3 separate regions of the Homo sapiens genome follow, and regions 2 and 3 are each linked to region 1. Evidence: chromatin contacts called from ENCODE Hi-C or POLR2A ChIA-PET data. All regions are on one chromosome and are shown on one strand. The core of a region is the stretch at or near the end of the contact, and the rest is flanking DNA. Distances in the headings are between cores, read along the strand shown. Region 1 has its middle 23 kb from the start of SNORA14B. Region 2 overlaps TARBP1 (tRNA guanosine 2 -O-methyltransferase TARBP1). Region 3 overlaps LINC02768 (long intergenic non-protein coding RNA 2768).

What was found. A loop is a pair of places that touch in the nucleus more often than their neighbours do. ChIA-PET counts read pairs that join two places held with the same protein, here RNA polymerase II (POLR2A). Pooled maps may share reads with other maps.
Region 2: a pooled map shows a loop between it and region 1 (4-fold over the local background). The contact joins two enhancer-like sites. A Hi-C loop is called at or near these places in 1 of 37 single-sample maps with no recorded cell type and 3 of 50 pooled maps. POLR2A ChIA-PET finds 5 or more read pairs at or near these places in 3 of 52 experiments (B cell, GM12878 and OCI-LY7).
Region 3: a loop to region 1 is called in a pooled map, with 5 times the contacts of the local background. The contact joins two enhancer-like sites. A Hi-C loop is called at or near these places in 1 of 168 maps with a recorded cell type or tissue (mammary epithelial cell), 1 of 37 single-sample maps with no recorded cell type and 2 of 50 pooled maps.

What each region holds. Positions count from the first base shown.
Region 1 is chr1:235,102,880-235,106,395 of GRCh38, forward strand. No RefSeq gene overlaps it. Among named protein-coding and RNA genes, the nearest start is that of SNORA14B, 23 kb to the right of the region's middle. RefSeq lists a silencer at 1,401-1,570 and an enhancer at 2,191-2,330. Within about 2 kb of position 1,517, at least 7 of the 41 ENCODE cell types and tissues checked have a DNase peak (open chromatin) inside an H3K27ac peak, as active enhancers do; they include GM12878 and mammary epithelial cell, where a contact is called at or near this core.
Region 2 is chr1:234,399,640-234,403,397 of GRCh38, forward strand. TARBP1 (tRNA guanosine 2 -O-methyltransferase TARBP1) reads right to left here. Exons shown (of 30, transcript NM_005646.4): 25 at 1,542-1,623. Among named protein-coding and RNA genes, the nearest start is that of COA6-AS1, 28 kb to the left of the region's middle. Within about 2 kb of position 1,317, at least 5 of the 41 ENCODE cell types and tissues checked have a DNase peak (open chromatin) inside an H3K27ac peak, as active enhancers do; they include GM12878, where a contact is called at or near this core.
Region 3 is chr1:235,953,360-235,956,691 of GRCh38, forward strand. All of the region lies in intron 2 of LINC02768 (long intergenic non-protein coding RNA 2768), which reads right to left. LOC105373215 (a long non-coding RNA gene) reads left to right here. Exons shown (of 5, transcript XR_002958490.2): 4 at 1,514-1,673. Among named protein-coding and RNA genes, the nearest start is that of LINC02768, 17 kb to the right of the region's middle. Within about 2 kb of position 1,477, at least 9 of the 41 ENCODE cell types and tissues checked have a DNase peak (open chromatin) inside an H3K27ac peak, as active enhancers do; they include mammary epithelial cell, where a contact is called at or near this core.

The DNA.
Region 1 (3,516 bases), core at 267-2,766:
GAGGCAGGAGAATCACTTGAACCTGGGAGGCAGAGGTTGCAGTGAGCTGAGATCACGCCACTGCACTCCAGCCTGGGCGACAGGGTGAGACTCCATCTCAAAAAAAAAAAAAAAAAAAATCCATCCATAACCCCATAACCTAGAGATAATGATCAAAGTGAACTTATTGTTCCTAAAATTTACTTTGAAGACAGGAAAACCACCACTCATGAGCACCTTCAAGCATGTCAGTAACCCAAAACCAGATCCCTTCACAAGTTTCTCCATTTAAGCCGCACGACAGGAGTTTGTAGCTCATTTCTGTTTAGCTGTAGAGAGTAGTTCTAGCAGGCTTTTGACTTAGATTTAAGGATTTTTTTTTCTCCTCCCACATTCAGAAGCCATAAATCTGTACTCCAGGAAGCCAGAGGCATAGTATGAGGAGACAATCCCTATTCTGGGCTTGGCCCAGAATCAAACGCCTTTTTGCTAGAACAGCTGAGCTGGCTGAGGGAGCCGCCTGTCTCAGAGGAGCAGCTGGCATTTCAGGTGTGCCTTTTTTTTTTTTTTAATTATACTTTAAGTTCTAGGGTACATGTGCACAACGTGCAGGTTTGTTACATATGTATACATGTGCCGTGTTGGTGTGCTGCACCCATTAACTCGTCATTTACATTAGGTATATCTCCTATGCTATCCCTCCCCCCTCCCCCCACCCCAGGTGAAACCCAGTCTCTACTAGAAATACAAAAATTAGCTGGGCGTGGTGGCTCGTGCCTGTAGTCCCAACTACTTGGGAGGCTGAGACACAAGAATCCCTGGAACCCAGGAGGCGGAGGCTGCAGTGAGCCGAGATCGCGCCACTGCACTCCAGCCTGGGCGACAGAGCGAGATTCCGTCTCAAAAAAAGGAAAAAAAAAAAAAAAGAAGATATTCTCATGCCCTTTGGAAATGAGGCACCTAAGCCTCAGAGAAGTTAAGTGCCCCAGTACGCTGCACATTTAGAACTCAAACCCAAGCCCCTGCTTCTAAAAACCGTGTTCGTTCCGCCACCCCACAGCTGCCCCTCTATTTTTGTAGGGTGATTCTACAGAACTGGGAAGGTAAGGAGTTGTAGAAACCCTCTGCCACATTTTATTCTTTGCCTTTCGTAGAAAAAGATCATACTTACGTTGCTTTGACTCACTCTGAAGATTAACCTGGAATTGCGTCTCTTCTTGGACAAGTCAGAAGTCCTTTCAACTATCCTTTTCAATTATCTTCTCCTGTCTGGTAGTTTCCCATCTAGAATTTTAATTCACGAAGACTGGAAACAGGACTTCACAAAATGTCATCCTGGCACATTTTCCAGGAGGAACGGTTTTATTTATAAACAAATAATCGGAGCATTTTCATTTCGCTATGATGATCGCTGTAATTGGCAGAATCACAGTCGCGCTGGGGCTCGAGGCTCCCGGAGGCCGGGGGGTAGGCACGGCGCGGACGCACCCTAGGATCGCCGCCAGAGGGCGCCAGCGCGCTCCTTCGCGTCTGCTGCTGCCCTGATGAAAACGCTCACAGCGCACGCGGTACAGACGGAGCAAATCCTATGAACTTCTCCAGCCCAGTTTAGAACAAGGGAAAGGGGAGCGCGCGGTACCGGCTGTCCACTCCGCGGTCCTCCTGGCTCAAGTCACCCTGAGTCTTCCCCCAGCTGACAAAGGCGATCGGACGCACAGCCAGGACCCAGAACCGTGGATGGATCCACTTTGCCAATATATTGAAAAAACTGATGCCATGTTGAGAGAAGAGAGAAATCTATTTTTGTAAGAAATGTTACTTTACACATACTTTGCTGATTTTTTATCTCAAAAAACCCAAGACCTGGTGTAGTGTCCAGTAACTCAGTTGCCTGGAGCCCTATGCAATGAGACTGAATTTCCATGGGGCCCGGTTAGTAGCTTTAAATCATTTTCAGGCAAGGCGTACACACACACACACACACACACACACACACACACACACACACACACACGTATATACACAGAGAGAGAGAGAGCTCACCTGGTACTTCTCTTTCGTTTCATGGTGACACATTACAGTGCACACAACTTGACCAGCTTACAGGTGCTAGAAATGGAAGTCTGAGGCTGACAACTCAAGGGTGTGTGTGTCAGGGGCAACAGCTCCGTAGATGGGTATTATTAACTATAATTACACCAACCCAGCCTCTTTTGAAAATTGATCAGAGATGCTTTTTCTTGTCTTGATGAGTAGGTCGGAGTAATTATCATTTGCACTGGGAAATAATACCATTGGTTCTAGGGCTGATGTCTGCAAAGCTGGCTTCACTGTTTCTTGGACTTGTCTTTCATCACATACCTCAAGTCTCTCTGAGAAAGAAACTAATTCACTATTGTTTCTCCGCTGTGGGAGAGGAAGGCTGTGGGTAGGGAGTAAACTATAACCGAGATGTACACTTACTGTATTTCATGGTGGTTAGTGCCCTGGAACCAACGTTTTTGTTTCGTTTTTCAAATGCAACAGTCTGACAGGTTTTACTAATACTAGCCCTCATCTGGCTTTTACTGAGGTGTCTGTCTCGTGTTACAAACCATTCTGTGTACTGAGGATACAGCAGTGAAAAACAGTTAAAAAAAAAAAAAAAAAAAAAAAAGCCAGGCGCAGTGGCTCAAGCCTGTAATCCCAGCACTTTGGGAGGCCAAGAAGGGCCGATCACTTGAGGTTGTGAGTTCAAAGCCAGCCTCACCAACATGGTGAAACCCTGTCTCTACTAAAAATACAAAAATGTATTTGTACATGGTGGCACATGCCTGTAGTCGCAGCCACTCGGGAGGCTGAGACAGGAGAATTGCTTGAAGCTGGGAGGCTGATGTTGCAGTGAGCCAAGATCGCACCACTGCACTCCAGACTGGGCGACAGGGCAAAACTCCCTCTCCAAATAAAAAAGCTCTAAGTAATCAAATAACCAAGTAATTAATTACCCAAAGTCAGTCAGCAAATGAGTCAGAATTCAAGCCACAATAGCTATTATTCACACTAGTCACTCCTAAATTTTTTTATTTAGTGACAGTGTTTAAATTGAGCTAAGAATGTCTAACAGTATCTGAGTAGCTAAAGATTTGGAAAGTCTTGTCTTCTGCCATCCAACATTTGGTAAAGACATGGTTATTTTAGCCAGCATCCTTTTTTTTTTTTTTTTTTTTTTTGTATTGTTTTGTTGGAGAGAGTTTCACTCTTGTCGCCCAGGCTGGAGTGCAATGGCTCACTGCAACCTCCAACTCCCAGGTTCAAACAGTTCTCCTGCCTCAGCTTCCCAAGTAACTGGGATTACAGGCATGTACCACCACGCCCAGCTAATTTTTGTATTATTAGTAGAGACGGGGTTTCACCATGTTGGACAGGCTGGTCTCAAACTCCTGACGTCAGGTGATCCGCCCACTTTAGCCTCCCAAAGTGCTGGGATTAAAGGCATGAGCCACTGTGCCTGGCCTCTTTTTCTGAATATAAGTGAATTTTAAAAATCTGTCACCTGTG
Region 2 (3,758 bases), core at 67-2,566, 700 kb before region 1:
GTCCAACAATGATAGACTGGATTAAGAAAATGTGGCACATATACACCATGGAATACTATGAGGCCATAAAAAATGATGAGTTCATGTCCTTTGTAGGGACATGGATGAAATTGGAAATCATCATTCTCAGTAAACTATCGCAAGAACGAAAAACCAAACACCGCATATTCTCACTCATAGGTGGAAACTGAACAATGAGAACACACGGACACAGGAAGGGGAACATTACACTCTGGGGACTGTTGTGGGGTGGGGGGAGGGGGGGAGGGATAGCTTTAGGAGATATACCTAATGCTAGATGACGAGTTGGTGGGTGCAGCACACGACCATGGCACATTTATACATATGTAACTAACCTGCACATTGTGCACATGTAACCTAAAACTTAAAGTATAATAATAATAAAATAAAAACAAAAAAAAAACAAATACATGAAGAGATACAGTTCCTATGAACAATTAAGCCCCATTATTTTATTTACACATACACCTTTAATTCATTTCATGACTGGAGAATAAATCATAAAACATATGAGAGTGAGGTGGTCAAAGGTAAGGATGAGGGAGGGCAGGAGGGAGGCAAAGGACTTACTCCTGTTGGAAGACTGAATAGAAAAAGGTTGACTTAACACTAGAGTGACTAGAGGAGTCCTGCAGAAAGATGCCGGACAAAGCATTCTGGGCGCTAAAGAACACAGAGCAGAGCATATTAAAATCTTTGAAAAATCCTAAATGATATTTGCAGTGAAGCAGCAGAAAATACACATTAGTGTTCTAGGATGCATATCTTGCAATATATAGATCTATACTTTTTTACAGATCAGTTTATCAATAATCTTAGTAATCCACCAAAAAAATTGCTTATGCACAGCAGCTTAAGTTACCAATAACTTATAAGTTCTTCAGAGGAAAAGCCCTAGGTCAGTGATTTAAATTCAAGGGCAGCACATTATAATTACAGTTGAAAAAGGGAGAAGGTATCATAATTTATGCAATGTCTAATGATTTACATATTGAATTAATTTACATGTTAATCATAATAAGCATGTTTATGGTTCTTAAAATTATATAAGCACATTTTGTTACAGTCAGTGAGGTGATGTATCATCTCCTATACAATTCTCATTACCCAGAACCTAAAAATTGCCATTAACAAAAAAGTATATCTTTTTGTTCTTTCATTAACAATGGGCTTCAGTACAATGAAATCTCACCTGCACAAATGTTCTCACTCATTTCCTTTTAATGTCAGAACAGATTTCTGTTTAGAGTTAAATATTCCCTTCCATTGTTTACAAGCCAGACACTGCCTGAGAAATAGAAAGTGAAAATGACTAGCCAATTTTCACTGCTTAAGAGTGAAATGAAAGCAAGTCATCTGCATAAAGTGACAAAGTTAAACTTAGAACTTTAAAATGTTAAGGTGATGTTTGTAAGCAAGAAAAAAACTTTACCCTAATCACAACCCTTCAACAAAAGCAGAAAGGAAGCATCAGGATTAAAGATACAATAGAGAATTTACAAATGATATTCTCTACTCACCTCTAGACAATAATCCTTGAGTGGGTGAAATGTTGCAAAAAAGAAATGCTCCTGAATGCGTTGCCAATTCTTCTTGGCATTCCTAAGGATTAAAAATATGGTATGAGCCACAGACAAATGAAACAACTCTGGTGAGGGGAGAATCAATTCAGTATCTTAAAGGGTGGCTGCAGAGTTGAGAAGGAACAGAAAATTTTATGAACTTTATCCTAAGATTTATACACACCTCTCCAAGATCAATACATACTTTAAAAACTGACACTTAATAAATTTCACATTTTGAAATGGAACCTTAAACCTATGTCTGGCAGAAAACTCTTTTTTCCAGGAGAGAAAACCATTACATAAAAGTCACCTTTTCTACTCCAAAGACTCATACCATGCAGCCAAGTTGTACCTACTTTCACAAACCAAACAAATTTACTATGAGCAGCGTTTAAATTTTTAAAACATCTGTTGTCAAGTTTATGTTTTAAAAGGCAAAAAAGGTAGGGATAAAAGTTATACAATATGGCAGGCAGGTTTCAGATAAAATTCATGATCATCAACCCATAAACTAAGCAGCAATTTCAAGACATTTTTCTGGCAAGATCACGCTCCTGCCCTGACCAGTGTGTCTTCTTCACTCCCTGGAGTTCCTATGCCCTCCCCAACCCTCTCACTATCAGCAGACAGCCATGCCTCACACATCACAGGAGACAGGAGTGAGAGATCTTTCTTCTTCCTGCCACCTCCTTACCCACCTGTCCTCTTTTCTCCTTCACTGTCAAGAGTCTCTCTTCAAAGGGCAATACCCTGCCCCGCAACAGATCCCATTCCCCTGGGTTTTGCCCTATCTCCCCCAACTTCCGCATCTCCCCTCTTCTCTATTCTAGCCTTTCCTTCAGCCTTTTCAAAAGGGCTTTTGTATCTAGTCTTAAAAAACAAAACAAAACCTTATTAAAGTGTCCATCAGTAATGGACTCAAGCGATATCCTAAGGCAAATGGAATATTAGGTAGCTGTTAAAAGAAAAGCAAGTTTACTGGAGTTTCACCTTTGGTGGGAGAAGGAAGGAGACTGTCTCGTTTTCATTCGATGCCTTTCTGCACTGTTCAACTTCCTGACTATGAGTATCACTTAAAAACAACTAATGTTACCAAAAATGAAACAGAAGCCCTCTTTTGACAGCACCCCCACCACTAGCTGTTGAACTTTCTAATATACTATTTTTTGAGAGAATTTTCTAAATAAGTTGACTCTGTCTCACCTTCATCACCCATTTTTTGAAAAGTTAAAGACATGAAATATTTTAAATATTCCGAATATTCAGGTAAAGAAAATTATAGACACCAGTAAACCTACCACTCTGATGTAATATATGTTAATGTATCATCCTATCCACATTTGGACTTTGTTTGTTTGTTTTTTTTTTGAGACAGGGTCTCACTCGGTTGCCAGGCTGGAGTGCAGTGGTGCAATCTCCGCTCACTGCAGCCTCAACTTCTTGGGCTCAGGTGATTCTCTCACCTCAGCCTCCCGAGGTGCTGGGACTACAGGTGCATGCCACCATACCCCGCTAACTTTTTTTTATTATTATTATTTTTATAGAGAACGGGGTTTTGCCATGTTGCCCAGGCTGATCTTGAACTCCTGGGCTCAAGCAATCCACTCACCTCGGCCTCGCAAAGTGCTGGGATTACAGGCGAGAGCCACTGCAGCTGGCCCCCTCTTGTACCTATTTTAATTTGGTTTCAATCCCCTAATTATGCTATCGAATGGCTCTTGATAAATCCAGTCAGTACTTTAGGCCCTTGTTTACCTTACCTCAAAGCCTGTCCATTTCTCTGTCCCTCTACTAATCTCATACTAATCTAAATCACAATTTTCCTCCCACTCTCTCTTGCTCACCTCCGATCTGCTCTTCACACTTTAATGCAAAAGAAAACTGGATGACGTCATTCTCAAGTTTAACTTTTTGCTGGCTTCCCCATTCACTCAACATCAACCCAAGCCTGGCCCTGGCTCCCTCCATCTTGGGACTGCTCTGTTGCTTCCCTCAGCCAGACCAAGCTTGCTTTAGTTAAAGCTCTGGGCAAATCAAGTGGGGCTGGCCGTTCCCAAACACAGTGTCTTCTGCACAGAAATCTCTTTCCTTCAGTCTTCATTGACCTAGCTCCTATTCATGCTTTAGATTTTAATGTAAACATCATGTTACTTAGAAAGGCTTTCCCTAAAC
Region 3 (3,332 bases), core at 227-2,726, 850 kb after region 1:
GCTCATTTCGTCTTAGCCCTGAATAACATGCCGTTGTCTGGGTGTTCCATAGTTTGTTTATCCATTCGCCTGCTTAAAGACATCTTGATTGTCTCCAGGTTTTGGTAATTATGAATAAAGCTGCTATAAACATCTGTGTGCAGTTTTTTGTGTAGTTGTAAGTTTTTAACTCATTTGAGTAAATACCAAGGAGCATGATTGCTGGATCTTATGGCAAGACTGTATTTAGCTTTGCAAGAAATGATCACACTGTGCTCCGAAGTGGCTGCACCACGTTGCATTCCCATCAGCAATGAATGAGAGTTTCTGTGGCTCCCATCCTCACCAGCATGTTCTCAGGGTTCTTGGTTTCTCAGTATGTTTGACATTCTCAGTGTTTTGAATTTGAGCTGTTCTAATAAGTGTGCAGTTGTATCTCACTGTTGACTTAATTCATAATTTCTGAATGACATTTGATGTTAAGCCTCTTTACCTATGCTTACTTGCCATCTGTATATCTTTTTTGGTGAAGTATCTGTTCAGATCTTTTGCTCATTTTCTAATTAGGCCATCTCTTTTCTTATGGTTGAGTATAAGAGTTCTTGGCATATTTTGGACATCAGTCATCAGACATGTGTTTTGCAAATATTTTCTCCTGGCCTGTGGCTTGTCTTGTTCTCACAGGCTGCTATGCATTTGGATGTTTAGGAGGACCAGTGAGGACAACACCGGTGTCTCCCACGGTGTGCTTGTGTGTGTGCAGAGGAATATACTCACTGGAAAGCAGACTGAGATGTGAGGCCACATCTAGGCAATGGGAGAGAGTTTGGAATGGAGGAACATTTGTTTTGGGTGGAAATATGTCAGCTTTCATTGCTTTAGCTCCATCCTTCTATTCATCCAACCAATATTTATGAGGTGCCTGCTATGTACCCAGTATGATTCTAGGTATCAGGAAAGCAAAGATCAGTGAGAAGAGTCCCTACCTTCAAAACACTCACAGGCCAGTTTGGGAGGTGGTCATTTCAATGCAGTGTGAAAATGCCCCAATCTCCAGTGTGGGCAACATAGGGAGACCCTGTCTCTACAAAAGTTAGAAGAAAAAAAAAAAAAAAACAGAGGCATAGTGGCCTGTGTCTGTAGTCCCAGTGACTCAAGGGAATGAGGTTGGAGGATTGTTTGAGCCCAGGAATTCAAGGCTGCAGTAAGCTATGATCATGCCACTGCACTCCAGCCTGGGTAACAGAGCGAGACTCCAACTCAAAAACAAGCACCCCAGTGGAGGGAAGGGTGGGGTGTGGAGGGGACGGGGAAGGTTGTTGGGTAAGGGGCAATAACAGGAGAAGGGAGAAGGAGAATCAGTATGAAGATCTCACCTACTCCATGGTCTCCACTAGGGAGCGTTCCGTCTCCTGCTGAGCCATTTGCACAGGTGCCCAGGAGAATCCCATTACTAGAGGGCAAAGGGCAGGGGGCCCCCCCACACCATGCTCTCACTGTTGCAGCCACAGCTTCCTCTTTGTCACTTTCACAGGCTACCTTCATCCCCAAACAGGAACTGCTGCAAGGCCCGCAGCAGCCATGGGTGAGTGGCTCTGGAGATGGGGTAAGTGGCCTACGCACCCCAGAGGAACAGCTGGCAGCCTAGTCTTCGGGCAGCAGCTCCACTCAGCCCTGGGGAATGACAGATACAGGTGTGTTCCCTCAGGTGCATATGTGCATGTGCTTGTGTGCAACTTCCTCCTCTGCTCTCATTCCTGCAAGGTGCATTCTCAGAAGGCTGTTACTCCACAGTCACTACGGTTGTGAAGCGGAACCAGACAACTTCCCATTTTCGAGGTTCTACAATTGGCAATATGGGAAAATCTTACCCCATTACCACCCAACTCGATTCTTTCAATGCAAGCTTGTCTAACCCATAGCCTGCAGGCCACATGTGACCCAGGATGACTTTGGATGTGGCCCAGTGCAAATTCGTAAACTTTCTTAAAATATTATAAGATTGTTTTGCAATACATCAGTATCGTTAGCGTTAGTGTATTTTATATGTGGCCCAAGACAATTCTTCTTCTGATGTGGCCGAGGGAAGCCAAAAGATTGGATACTCCTGCGTAAGGGGGAAATGCATGTTTATAGTCATATATATATATTTTTTTTTTCTAATTTTTTTTTTGCACCCAGTGCAGTGGCACAATCATAGCTTGCTGCAGACTCAAACTCCTGGGCTCAAGTCATTCTCCCACCTCAGCCTCTGATTAAACCATCCTCTTACCTCAGCCTCCTTAGTAGCTAGGACTACAGGTGTAAGCCACCACGCCTTGCTAATTTTTAGATTTTTTGTAGAGACAGGGTCTCACTATGTTGCCCAGGCTATTCTCAAATTCCTGGGCTCAAATGATCCTCCCACCTCAACCTCCCAAAGTGCTGGGATTACAGGCATGAGCCACCACGTCCAGCTGCTTATAGTAAAATATCCTAATGACTATAGACAATAATGTAAGATGAAAAGTCAAAGTCCTCATTAATCTGACCATGATCACTGTTATCCTCCCTGGAGAGAGTCACTGTTAAGAATTTCTTGGATCGTCTTCCAGGCCTTCCCTAAGTGCAAATACACATAAGTCTTTGTTTGTATAAAAATAGGCCATAAAATATACACAGTTCTGTGACTTCCTTACTCACTTACGTCTGTATCTTGAACATATTTCCAGGTCACTATAGAGAATCCAATCTCTCTTTTGTTTGCAATCAATCTCTCTTCTCTTTTTTAAGACAACCAGTTATGCCAGTGAAGTGCCCTAAACTAGAGATAGCTGGGGCGCTGTCAGCCACCTTAACAGTGAGAAGAAGCAACAGGATGAAGTGGAAACAGCGTCACACAGATGGAGCCTCGAATCCCAGCATGCTAGCCATGTGTCATCTTCATAGTCTTCCTAACGTCTGTGGCCTCAGATGCCACATCAGTAAATGGCACACCATATGTGATTTAGGCTAAGGGCCTGAGTGTAATAGTTGCTTAGGAATTATAGCCCTTCTTAAATAAATGGAGAAACAGTCCATGTTCATGGATTGGAAGCCTCAATGTTATTAAGATGGCAAATCTCCCCAGAGTGACCTGTAGATGCAACACAATCCCTATCAAAATCCCAGCAGGCTTTTCACTCCTTTTTAATAAGGACACCGGTCATATTGTATTAAGGTCCATCCTAATGACCTCATCTTAACTCAGCTACATCTGCAAACACCTTAATCCAAATATGACATTCTGAGGTACTGGGATTAGGGCTTCAAAATATCTTTTTGGGGGAACACAAGTCAACCCATAACAGATAATTAACACAAATACATGGAAA